Linked DNA regions of Homo sapiens: region 1 is linked to region 2. A link is a loop called in an ENCODE intact Hi-C map of the cell type or tissue named here. Cell type or tissue: GM12878. All regions are shown on one strand. Links, peaks and the distances in the headings refer to the core of each region. The heading gives the core; the rest is flanking DNA.

Evidence for each region. Hi-C counts contacts between places; a loop is a spot of excess contacts. Peaks named below come from ENCODE experiments on the same cell type or tissue, not always from the same donor. Only the 100,000 strongest peaks of a DNase experiment are listed, where the experiment ranks them.
Region 1: it touches region 2 in a loop (3-fold over the local background); 1 of 110 quality-filtered maps calls a loop at or near these places.

Annotation. Positions count from the first base shown.
Region 1 is chr9:84,756,482-84,762,782 of GRCh38, forward strand. The region is part of intron 12 of NTRK2 (neurotrophic receptor tyrosine kinase 2); the gene reads left to right. Among named protein-coding and RNA genes, the nearest start is that of NTRK2, 90 kb to the left of the region's middle. RefSeq lists an enhancer at 2,934-3,133. In GM12878, for the core only: no CTCF peak of the experiment used is centred there; DNase peaks (open chromatin) are centred at 3,010 and 4,822; H3K4me3 peaks cover 1,150 bases; H3K27ac peaks cover 2,963 bases.
Region 2 is chr9:84,291,587-84,297,887 of GRCh38, forward strand. It overlaps SLC28A3 (solute carrier family 28 member 3), which reads right to left. Exons shown (of 18, transcript NM_001199633.2): 8 at 5,635-5,712; 9 at 2,609-2,689; 10 at 1,082-1,162. Among named protein-coding and RNA genes, the nearest start is that of SLC28A3-AS1, 17 kb to the left of the region's middle. RefSeq lists enhancers at 1,809-1,868, 2,259-2,338, 4,516-5,045. In GM12878, for the core only: a CTCF peak has its summit at 3,139 (motif pointing left); DNase peaks (open chromatin) are centred at 1,715, 2,105 and 4,895; H3K4me3 peaks cover 434 bases; H3K27ac peaks cover 4,631 bases.

The DNA.
Region 1 (6,301 bases), core at 485-5,484, 460 kb after region 2:
CAGCAGGGAGGAGGGAGCTTGGCATTCATCACCCTGCTGGAGGATAGTTTCGGCTATCAGTTTTGTGTTATTTACATTTCCTGATGGAAGTCCACATATGATATCTAATTCCTAAGTACTAATGCAGCCTTTGTCACTCAAGAGTGAAATATCTAAATGACCCTAAGAAATCTCTGTAGAAGAGACTAGAAGAGGAAGCTTTCTTCTCATTCAGTGCTAATAGACTGCACAGATTTCCTCTGCAGCCTCTGATTCTTGTATGTAAACTCCCCTATCCACATTCATTTGTCCTACTTAAGTGTTGGAGGTTTCCAACTAGTAAAGGCTGGAAAGCTACCCTGCCTTGGGATGCAGATCTGGGTTTTCCTAAGTCCAGACTGAAGGCCCACAGTTCAACTTTCTGCTCTTATAAATGATCTCTGAGTGTCTTTCAATAGCAACCAAAAATCTGCCTATTTAAAAATAGTCATAAACATAGCGGGGCCAAAGCTAAAGAGGTTGAAGGTTAAAGCCTTTTATATGAGCTGAAAACAATTCTGGGAAATTTAAGAGGTTGAGTTTAACAGATATTTGGATCAACTTTTAAGAGGAAAAAATGTGACCAAAAGCCAGAAACACAGTTGTAGAAACATCTGTAAGGACAAACTGTTTTCCATATGCACCCTCTTCCTTCTTCTTTTTTTTAAAGAAAAATGCCGTCGAAAAATTAGAATGGTAACAATTGAATGCACTCTTGTTTTTCAAAATTTCAAGGAGTTTAGAAATACCTAAACATAAAAATGGATGTTCCCATCACCTTCTTCTGCATGACCATTTCCACTCCTAGAAATAACTTTCTTTAACTGTATAGGGTGCATATAGTATGTAAACAATCAAATATATGGCTTCATTTTTGATTCCATAAGGAAATTATAATACCAGTCTTGTTCTGCATTTTTTGGGGGTAACAATTTGCCTTGCGGATTTTTCTTTATCAGTACCTAGCTATCTACTACATTCCATTTAATAGTATTTCCCAGTTGTCTGATATCAGGCTACTTGGATCTGAAACCTGGCTCTGCCTCTTACGAGCTATGTGACTTTGAGCAAATATCTCATCCTCTCTTGCCTCGGTATTTCCGTCTGTAATGGGACAATACTAATACCTAACCCATAGGGTTGTTATGAAGACAAACTGAGCTTATATATATAAACCACTTGGGAATGTTTCTGACACTTAGTAATTGCTCTATAAATATGTAATGTTGTTAATATTATTGACAAATTATGATTTATTTGACTTTTCTTCTTTTAATGGACATTTATGTTTTTACCAAGTTTTCAGAAAATTATTTCAAGTAATTTTCAAATAATATCTTCTGTATAAAGATAGATACTTGGAAATGTATTGCTAGGAGGAAAGATATATATGTTTAAATGTGAATAGATTACCTTGCATAAATGCCTTTCCAATTTAGTCTCCCACTAACAGTATGTAAGGATACCCTTTCATTTCTTACTCTGATCTATACTGAATATTATCAATCTTTTGGCTATTTGAGTTTAAATGATACATTGATTAATAATGAATGTAAATATCTTTATCATGTGAAAAATAAGAGTAATGTTTATTTTTATTGTTGAGTTATAGATATACTTTGCCAATTATATATATATATTTATTTATTCATGATATTTGTGGCTCATATTTTCTTCTAGTCTTTTGACTTTTTGATAGTGTCTTTTGGTAACCAAAGAGATTTACCTTTTTATAAAAGCAAATCTGTCCATCTTTTCCATTTAAGTTGTGTCTTGCTTAGGAAGATCTTTCCTGCTCTAAGGTGGTAAACATATTTCTAAATATTTATTTCACTAGTTTTTTACTCTATGTATTTTTTAAACTTAGCCCTTTAGTCTTTTTGTAATTATTATTATTATTATTATTATTGAGACAGAGTTTCACTCTTGTTGCCCAGGCTGGAGTGCAGTGGCATGATCTCGGCTCACCACAACCTCTGCCGCCCAGCTTCAAGTGATTCTCCTGTCTTAGCCTCCTGAGTAGCTGGGATTACAGGCGTGCGCTACCACGCCCGGCTAATTTTGTATTTTTATTAGAGATGGGGTTTCTCCATGTTGGTCAGGCTAGTCTCAAACTCCCGACCTCAGGTGATCCACCCGCCTCAGCCTCCCAAAGTGTTTGGATTATAGGCGTGAGCCACCGCACCCGGCCTTTTTGTAATTATTTTATTAAACTTTGGTATGAAGTAGTCCTCTCTTTTTCAGAGACGTATAGAATAAAGATATTTGAATAAATTCTAGTGTGACATTTTCATAGAGATGAATAATAATATTTTAAATTTCTTGTATCAGAAAGCCACTAATAAAGCAAAAGAGAAATTTTGAAAATCTCAGTAATTAACTCTTTCTTTGTGAAACAAGTAATGAACTTTGCCAGTTCTTTCTTATAGCATGGGAATATAAACCACACAAAATAGTATCAGAGAAATAAGTTTTCACAGAAACCCTTTGTTAAACTACTCTCCTCCCAGCTTCAAGTGGAGTTCAAAGTCTATCTCAGCACTCTCTTAAGAGGCAACAAAATTTGTCAATATCAACCAAGTCCTCAGAAATTTCAGAAAAGACATTCAGTTGAAAGAGTCATTGAGTAAGGTAACAAAATGAAAATGAATCTAGAGAAAAGAATTAGTCCAAGTGTTCCTTTTCTGTTGTTTGGCGATGCTATAGAAAGCTTTTCCCGTGTGTTTGTGAGGTGAGGATCTACTTTTTAAAGTCTCTTACTTCTTTCCCTGCCAACATTTGGCTTCTGTCTATCTGAGAGCAGAAGATGCTTATTCTTTACAACATATTGAAAATGTGTGTCAGACTTCTAAGAATTGGCTAGAGTAGCCCAGACAGGAAGCAAAAGAATCGGCATCTCTGCCTTTAGCCTTGTAGGTGGATGCACTCTACCTTTTAATTGCTGGTTTTACCTGGGAATTCCCACAACCGCAGCATGATTCATGTGAGAGCTCTTGTTTTCCTGTAATGTAGAAAGTGCATGCAATATTGTTTGGGACTTTCCATGCTAGTATTTTCACTAAAGGTGAAAGAGCCTATAAAAAATTAGATTTTGTACTTAAAGGTCAGGAAATATTGTTACCACTTCTTTGGTCTTCCATTAACCTTGGGGGGAATTTGCTTTGACCTCCTCACATAGCTTATGGCCTATTTCAGACAGGACTTTCAAAATCTGAAAATCTTCTGGTTTTCTTCTTCTTTTCCCCCTTCACTTCTCTTTTACCTTTCGTTGTTTTCCCTGTCATTTTGTCCTGCATGTCTTTGCTTTCTAATTTTATATTTTTTCCTCTCTTGTTTTTCTTCCATCTCATTCCTAACATCTGATTTTGGTGGAAAAGCTTTTCAGAATTTATGAAGAAGACAGATAATAACTTGGCTTAAATTCTAACATATGCTTTGATTTTATCTTACTTTATTTTGAGCAAGAATACTAAATGACTATGGGAATACATTTAGCTCTAAATCAGCAGAATTGTCACGTGGCACTTCAGAAGACAGCCTGTTTGAATAATGCACATCCTTCATGTTTGTAAGTTGTTAACTCCTGAGTCTTCAACCCAAGGAACATATAGGAAAGTAATATTGAAGACATATGAATCAAACATGCTTGAGTTTAAATCCCAGATCTCCCGCCTGCTGGTCATCATTTTGGGCAAATTGTTAAACTCTAAATCTTAATTCCTCTTTGGTAAATTGAGGGAATAATACTCATCTCTTCAGGTGATTATAAGAATTAAATCAGTGCTTAGTTTAGTATCTGTCTCTTTAAACTAATTCTCTAAGAGGTAGTTACTTTTCAGATTTATGTTTTAGTAATACATTATTAAAGAAAATATTATAGGGTGATTCTTGTTGAATTCATATTGAATCTGGAATGCAGAAAAATGTCGCAAATGTAAACAGTGAATATTAGTGTTTCCAGGTTTATTAGTTGAGTCTATAGAAAAAAATTGTAATTACAATGTGTATCTACTTTATGGGTATGTATCATGAATACAAATGTGCTGATATGTGTGCTTCTTTTAAGCCCTTCAGCCCTTTAATACACTATGTGTGAATTATTGCAAATTCTTAATTTTATTGTCCTCTGAAGAATTCATCACTTTAAATTATTTTGGGGTTTATAAAAACTTGTTTCATTGATTGATTGATTTGGTATGTAGGTTTTAGCAGTTTTTCAGGGGAGAAATATTTTCCAAAGTAAAGAGGTGGAAAGGGCAGGAATGGGAGGGGGATGGGACCCCCCAACACCCACTAGCTTAGATCTAAAAACACGACCTCATGGAAACTTCTAATGTGTTTCCCTTTTGTACAGAAAGGATTATAACTGCTAAAGTGATTTATTTTAAAAAATAGGCCTTAATTCTGATGTATGTACAGCCTGCTAGAAAGGAAAAGAGGGATTGTCAAGAAATTAAATTCTTCCTTATGCAATAGATTGTCATTTATATTATTATAACCACAGACCCTGCATTTTCTGTGAGAAAGCCAAGGCTTGGACAGGCTAACAGTGGTGGAAGACCTTTGTTTTTATCAAAGCGTCAGCAAAAGCAGAAACACATTGGCCTTTTCTGTGATCATCTGGGAACTTTAGTGGCCTGAGGACAAAGAGAATGAGAGAGAGAATGAGCCAGTGAGCTAGTGACCTGATCTCTATTTCAATTCTTTAAGTCTTTTGTAGACATTAATATCCTGGATTGAAGCAGAAGAGTCATCTCTGTCTTCAGCGACAGTGTAAGGAAGGAAGGGGGAGGTGACTTAAGGGGTGAGGGTGCTGTGGGGAGGGAGAATGTTGAGAATGAAGTGGTGTTTCTATTTATGGTTGTGGTTGTCAACTTTAGAAGTCCTGGCAAGACTTGAGTATAGTCAACCACCCAACTGAGCCTTTCCTGCACTTGCTTCCTGGATTGCCTGTAAATGAAAATTGCATAAAGACCAGAAATATTATAATAGTACAGGACAGAGAATCATCTGAGCCTCCCCTCCAGCTTTAATATCTACCACCTTGTTACAAAACCATTATATACAATCACACACTCACTACAAAAGTCTGCCCTGCACTTCTGGTGAGATCCTTTATTATTATGGTGTGTAATGATGTAATCTTTTTCTCTATTGTGTAGCCACAGTCTCTTTACTGTTGACATATGAAATACTGCATCTGGAGCCAACACTAAATATCCCTGACTATACCTTCAAATGTGCGGTCATCTCCAGAAAATATTGCCTCTAAGTTATCAATAGAAGGTATTTTCTATTTAGTTGGCATTCCCAGTGAATCTGTTTACTGTTAATTTGCAGGTAGCATGCATCTTGTCAGAGTGATATGGTTTGGCTATGTCCCCACCCAAATATCATCTTGAATTGCATCTCCCATAATTCTCATGTGTCTTGAAAGGGACCTGATGGGAGGCAATTGAATCATGGGGGTGGGTCTGTCCCATGCTGTTCTCGTGATAGTGAATAAGTCTCACACGATCTGAGGTTTTTTTTTTATAAAGAGCAGTTCCCCTACACAAGCTCTCTCTTGCACACTGTCATGTAAGAAGTCTCTTTGCTCTTCCTTCATCTTCCACCACAATTGTGAGACCTCAGCCCTGTGCAACTGTGGGTCCGTTAAACCTGTTTCCTTTATAAACTACCCAGTCTTGGGTATGTCTTTATTAGCAGCATGAGAACAGACTAATAAACAAGGGTACCTTTGACATTCCAGCTTGAGAGCAAAGAGAGGCAGCCCTGCCTTAGCCATCTCTTCCTGGAATGGTGTGGATGTCAGGGAGCAGCTCAACATGTGGGCTGTTTCTTGATCTTTTAAGTCAGACTTCATAGCATGGCTTTGTCATTTTGTTTGAAGTAAATCCTTGAAACATTAGATGTTTCTATATTGAAATGACATGCATTCCATAGCCCAAAAGACATAATTTCTGTGTTATTTACTTGTAGCCTTTCCTCTATGAGTGAGGACAAGTGCAAGGTGATTTTAGAGGTAGATTTATGTGCATATTATGTAATCGTTTATCCCTCACATTATATCTTCGTTTTCCTGTGATGTCATGGCAGAGGGTGGATTAATCAGTAAAATGTCTAGGATTGGATTGAGAATGAGCAGACACCTATCTCAGGCACAACCTGTGAGCCATGTGACTTTATTTTTCTATTGTTCAATGAAGTATACCCTTTTAGCCCTTTCTGTACTGAGTAGCAGAAAATTAATCTCCTACCACTCTGGGTAATCTCAGACAAT
Region 2 (6,301 bases), core at 465-5,464:
TGGCCTCCCAAGGTGTTGGGATTACAGGCGTGAGCCACTGCGCCCAGCCGTAAGCATAGTCTTTAGAGTAGAGGCCCGTGCTTCTTGTTGGCTTACCAACAAGAAGTTTCAGCCTGCCAGGAGCAGTTGTAAGCCTGGGATTTGGGGCTATGTGTTTTTCTGAGTGACTTGATTTTTGCTTCAAATTCAGTTTCCTTGGGCAGTGGTGCTGGCAAGCGTTCATACCTGGTTTTCGTGGCGTGTGACTCCATTCTGCCTGAAGCTGCATATCTGGAGTGATGAGGGGCTTATTACAATTTCTTACTGATCCACCCCTTAGCCATGCTGCTATTTTGAGGGACACTCCTTGGCATGATATTTATTTGCTTAAATGGGCTTCAGGCAAAAGAGCGTTTCTCCATGTGATGGAACAGGGAGGTGAAAATTGAAGTCTAAAAGCTTATTTTTGATGAGAAGAGAAAAACCTAAAAGCATTTTTCTTCAGGCTCAGCAAAGACAGAATATTGGCCAGTTCAGACAAGTTGAGAATAAGCTCAAGTATTTACGCAGTTGCATGGTTGTTGGTGGAAAGGCTTTCTTGGTCTCCTCCATTGCCACAGGCATTATAGTTTAGAATGGGAGGCTGTTTGTAGCTTGGAGATTTCGAGATAGTGAAATCCATTCAAGTGGAAGAGCTACCAGCCTCTGAAGAGTTGACCAGAAACCTCACAATCACTAAATTCAGATTTATTGAGAATCTATATGAGAAGCTCTATGTCTATGCCTTAATAAAATGACAACCTTCCATCCTCTTCATAAACATTCTCAAGAACCCAATTCTACATACCATACCCAGACTGTTAAAAGGAATTTCTCTCTGTGTCTCTCTGTCTCTCTGTCTCTCTCTCTGTCTCTCTCTCTCTCTCTCTCTGTCTCTCTCTCTTCTCCCCCTGGAATCCGGACATTGCCAATACTGGGGGTTTCTTATTTTGACACCATTTTCTCTACACTAAAAGAACATTGTGTTATTTTCTTATTTGGCTTTTTGGAAAGAGACGATCCATTTCAACAGATGTTTTGTTCTGTTGATATTACAACTTACTTGTCCAACAAATATATTGCCAGAAGCAACTACAGATTCAATAGGAGATGATCCCGTAGTAACTAGCATGATCCATCCAACCTAAAAGGAAGAAAGGGACAAAGTCAGCAAAGAACTTTTTGTATACCCAAAACTTCAAAGTAGGGATTAAAATCCTTAAACTGGTGTAAAATATTGAGGGCTTCAACATTTGTCAGCAAGCTAATGATGGAGCTAAAGGTAAGTTTAACTTATTGAGCCCCTAGAGCAGGCCAAGCAAATCCTCTTATTGGAGTAGTAAGTCTGAGTCATTGCGTATACTTTGAACATTATACAAATCAATTTCTATAGGTCTATTGTATACAAGTAATAAATGACAATTGCTAACATGCTTATGGAAGGCTTTACTGCATTCCAGGCACTGTGTTAAGCCCTTGACAGTCCAGAAAATGCAATTAATTCTTACAATAACTCTTTGAGAGAGGTCCTATGTAATTATACTCATTTTATTAAAGAGGAAACCAAAGCACAGAACAGTTTAGTTGTTTTGTCAAAGGTCACCCATATGTAGCAGGATGTATTTGAGGTTTGGTCTTTTTTACTTAATTGAAATGAACGTGGTTTTTGGTTCCACTTTTGTACTGGCCTTTCAACTAGAGATGGTGGATGAGGACTTCCTGTTGCATTCTCTCTCCTTGCTTTTTAGTTTAGACAAGAGCATAACAATTCTGAATGTTTTGGGGTTTAAACAGGAAATTATGGGCCCTGGAGTTCTTGCTGTCATTCTGAACTCTGCTACTACCTGTATTCTGGTTCCCTCTCTCTCTTCTCTTCCTTTTTGTACATTTTGATTTATTTATTGGGATCAAGGAGGGCTGGGGCTGTGCCCCAAGCACTGCCTGCACTGCTCTGTGCTCGTGTGTGGTGCATCCAAATTAGCTGACGGAGCTCCTTGTCCTCTGATCTAACACATGAACATAGGACTCATTGAGGCTAGGGCAGCAGGAAGGACATGAACTCTTCAGCTGTGTGTGTGTATGTGTGTGTGTATGCATGCACGCTCATGCTTATGAAACTCCCTCAGGAGTGAAAAGCTGTTTCTCCTTTTTGCTTCAATTTCTCTAGCACCTCCAAAACCAGAAGTGTCTACTTTTGTAACCTCCTTAAGCAAGGTAGCATACAATTAAGGAGTAGCTTAAAAAAGAAAAAAAGATAAGCACAGGGCGGTTAACCAAGATGAAGGAATAACATCATTTCCCCCAGCAGTATCTGACCTCAATTCCTCCGCTAAAGAAGTAACTGCTATAGTTTCATGAAGATATCCAGTGCTTTGCAAATCAAAACCCTATTAGAAGCTCCTGAGATAAAATTCCCTCCATGGACACATTTAGGATTGGAGGTTTTGAATCTAATCACTTAGGTGGTGATGGTGGATAATGGTAGGAAGAGAAAGGCACTTCGTAAATACCTGCATAAAAGGCCTTGAGGACTTCGTGCCTGAGATAATCAGCTCTACACCTATAACCCAGTCCCTCCCAGCCCCAGTACCTTTCTAATAATCCACTGCATCAGTCCCAGGTAGTACAGCATGGACATCACAGTGCTGAAGAAAACCACGATCGGCAGGACCTGTGGGGACAGAAACAAACATGGATTAATGATGGGTCCAGCTGCACCAGCAGGTTTTATATCAGGCCTCCTCTCTGTCTCCTTTTCTCCCTCTGAAACATCATAAAAATATGGGAAACTCCTCTTGAACTTTAATCAGGCAGCTTCCCTATCTACAGTCTTTTATTCTAATTTGTCACAGGACTTTGACTTTTTTCCCCTGTCTTCTATGGTGAGCTTTTTTTGCTCAAAGAAGGAATGAAGTTTGGGGGGATTTGTAATACCTAGATCAATACACTGAAGGCTGTCAGAAAATATTCTTGTCCTGGTGCTAAAAAGACATGGGCTTCACCACTAGTTAGCAGAGTAACCTAAGTTGAGATAAATTGTGAGCAACCTCAGAGCCTTATTCTGAGTAGCTGTAGAGATCAGGTAAGGCATGGTAGGTGCTGACACATAGTGCCTCCTACTGGATGGCAGACACACCTGACAGCAATAACTTCAGCATGTCCTGAGAATGACCCTATGGTCTAAGCGTGTGTGTTTGGAGTTCCAAACTAAGGAACCTGGGAGCGGCCATTCCAAAGATTCATTCCTTATCTATAAGGAATATCTGAACCCTTGGCCCATTCCGTGGAAAGCAGGCCATATGGGGGATCCAGGCCCTTTGTTTTGGGTTAAATGAAGGTTGGGAGGTGGAGGTTGCTGGGGGAGGTTACTAAGTGAGAATGCTATATAAACTGCCTGCCTTTTACAAACAGTAGCGGTTCTCCTCTCTAGCCTGCTGCCACTGGACTGCCCTGCATGTGAGTCCCCCTCAATAAACCCTATGTCTCATTTGCTGGCTCCAGGTCTTTTCTTTGGCCGCTCAAACATGGTGCCCCCCCTACTGAAGTCAATAGGGGTCTGTCATGACCTTATGCAGTAAACATTCATTCTTCTAGCTTTTAAAATAATAGTGATTTTACCTATAGATTTTCAAATTACTAAAAAGTGACTGCATTTTGGAAGCTACTTTAGTTCTGTGTTAAAGGCCATTGTATTTTCCAGCTGGGCTCGGTGGCTCACACCTGTAATCCCAGCACTTTGGGATGCTGAGGCGGGCGGATCACCTGAGGTCAGGAGTTTGAGACCAGCCTGGCCAACATGGCGAAACCCTGTCTCTACTAAAAATACAAAAATTAGCCAGGCGTGGTGGCACACTCATGTAATCCCAACTACTGGGGAGGCTGAGGCAGGAGGATTGCTTGAACCTGGGAGGCAGAAGTTGCAGAGCCGAGATTGTGCCATTGCACTCCAGCCTGGATGGCAGAGCAAGAGTCCATCTCACAAAAACAAACAAACAAACAAACAAAACAAACAAACAAAAAACCATTGCATTTTCCTAGATCCTATTTTCCTGATGCTCTTTGGGTGCCTTCAGTGCAGCCAATGTTTCCACAGAGAGCAGTTTCTACCCTGCATAGACCACAAAGAGCTGTGGGCTGGGTCCCTCCTCAGCCTCATCCTACTGTACCCCCTCCCTACTGTTCCCCGGCTAACTGGCCAGAGAAAGCTGCTACCAGAGGCACAGAATGACCGAGGACAATTTGTACAGGATCTAATTTAGAAAAAAATCCATTAATAATATATATTAAAAGACATTTTGTGCCAGTATTCAGAGCTCACTCACGATGAGCCTTTTATTGGCTTTAATGGGTAGGCAGTGCCTTCCTGAAAGCTTGAGGGAGTTAAAGAGGCTCATCTCTGGAATGTTAGCAGAGGATTCTGCATTGGCAGGAAAGAATAGGGGCCACTGCCCTGGAAGAGGGGAGGGGGAAGGCCTGAAAACACCTGTATAGTCTGGGTAGCAAGTTATTCCTTCTTTATGACTTTATTTTTTCCAATTCTGAATTCGTTTCATGATATGAGTATATTTCTATCTCACTCTATAAACATTTGGCCTTTCAGAGATGGCTGAGTTATCTCAGCCCTAAAACATCAAACCAGCTAAACTGCCAGGTAGAGGTTGCTGGGGGAGGGTGCTAAGTGAAATGCTGTATAAACTGCAGGCTTCTTACAAACAGCAGAGGTTCTCTTCTCCAGCCTGCCACTAAACTGCTGGTTTAACGTTTTAGGCTGAATCTTTTTTCAGCCTAAAAGTTGGCCTAACTGAAGCTGGGGTAATTTGGAGGTAAATTTGGAGTCTCTAAGTGAGAAAACAATTTAGAAGTGTATGAATAACAACACACCACAAAAAAAGAAAGCTGAAGGAAAACCCGAATGCATGTTTCTGACTCATTGACAAGTGTTTGTAGGGACTTCCCAGAGGAGGATGGGCTTCCTGGGGCATGTGGGAGCCTCAAGAAGGAACTGACTGTGGCCAGCCATGGGGCCAAGCTGCCTTTCCCCTGTAAAATAATGTTCCTTCTTTAGTTAGGAGAAGGCCTATCCCCTAGTCCTGCCTAGGCAAAGGCTATGCTGAAGGAGAGATGAGAAACGTTTAGCACGGGGATGGCTCTAAAACAGAGGTTGATGTGGTTGACCGGCTGCCCCAAGGACTGGGACTGAGGGGCTTTCGAATACAGAGCTGTCACTGATCCTGGACCCATCAGCCATTCACTGCCACATGCCTACTTGTTGCTGGGAACATAATATTCTTTTCCCTGAAGGCCGAAGGTGCTATTACCCTTTTGATTTTTCCTAAGTATCTCAGATAAAGCTACAAGCCCCATTCCCTAGTATTTGAATAGTTCTGACTTCCTCTAGATGTTTCCCTTAACTCCATAGTAACAAGGTAAAATGCGTGCAGTCCACTAACTTCAGATAACATTGTCAGTGGAAAAGAGCAGTGATGTATTGCACACCTCTGACCAGCGCAGTAGGTATATACCTGGTTTTTGGTCAGTTAAGTTCTATCTGAACATCTACAAAGACAGAAGCCGCTGAAATAGCAGCGACTACATAGAAAAAAGGTTTGACTTTACCTTAAATGCAAAGAAGTGGTCTTTGTATTTCTCACCAAAGACAAATGAAGCACCAGCATCTGTGTACTCCAGAAAAGTCTGAGTTAAAGAAAGAAAAAGAGATTTCATTCCAACCACATGACTGGAAATTAGACAGTGCACAGGAATGCTAGGCTCTCAGAGGACGGACCCAGCAAATGTGTTGGATAGACTTGGAAAGTTAATGTTCTCAGCTTTGCCCCCTCCAATGAATGGTGTAGAAGCATATTTTTGAAATATTCCTGGATACAAATTTCCTGACATTTCTGACATTCAGTCTGACTCTAGAATGCTACAGAATGAGCCAACTGTGGCAATGTGTTGGGAGCCATACATGGCTTGTAGGTGGCATTAGTTAGCACTGGATGCAAAGGAAGCCTGTTTCTCTGTCTGTGGAAACATCTAAGAAGTATGATAGTTCCTGGGGAGGAGGATGTGGGCAATGGATTAGGGAACGATGACATAGGTACAGAACAGCAGTAGTGTTAACAAACCAGACAGACTAACATATTCAACATAAGCAAAACTATTTGTCTAACCCATGATGCAGAATTAAAATTTGAGACAACTCATGCAGACAGATAAACCCATTTCTGACACGTCTTGAGGATTACCTCCAATGTTAAAAGCACCATAAAAGCAAAGTGTT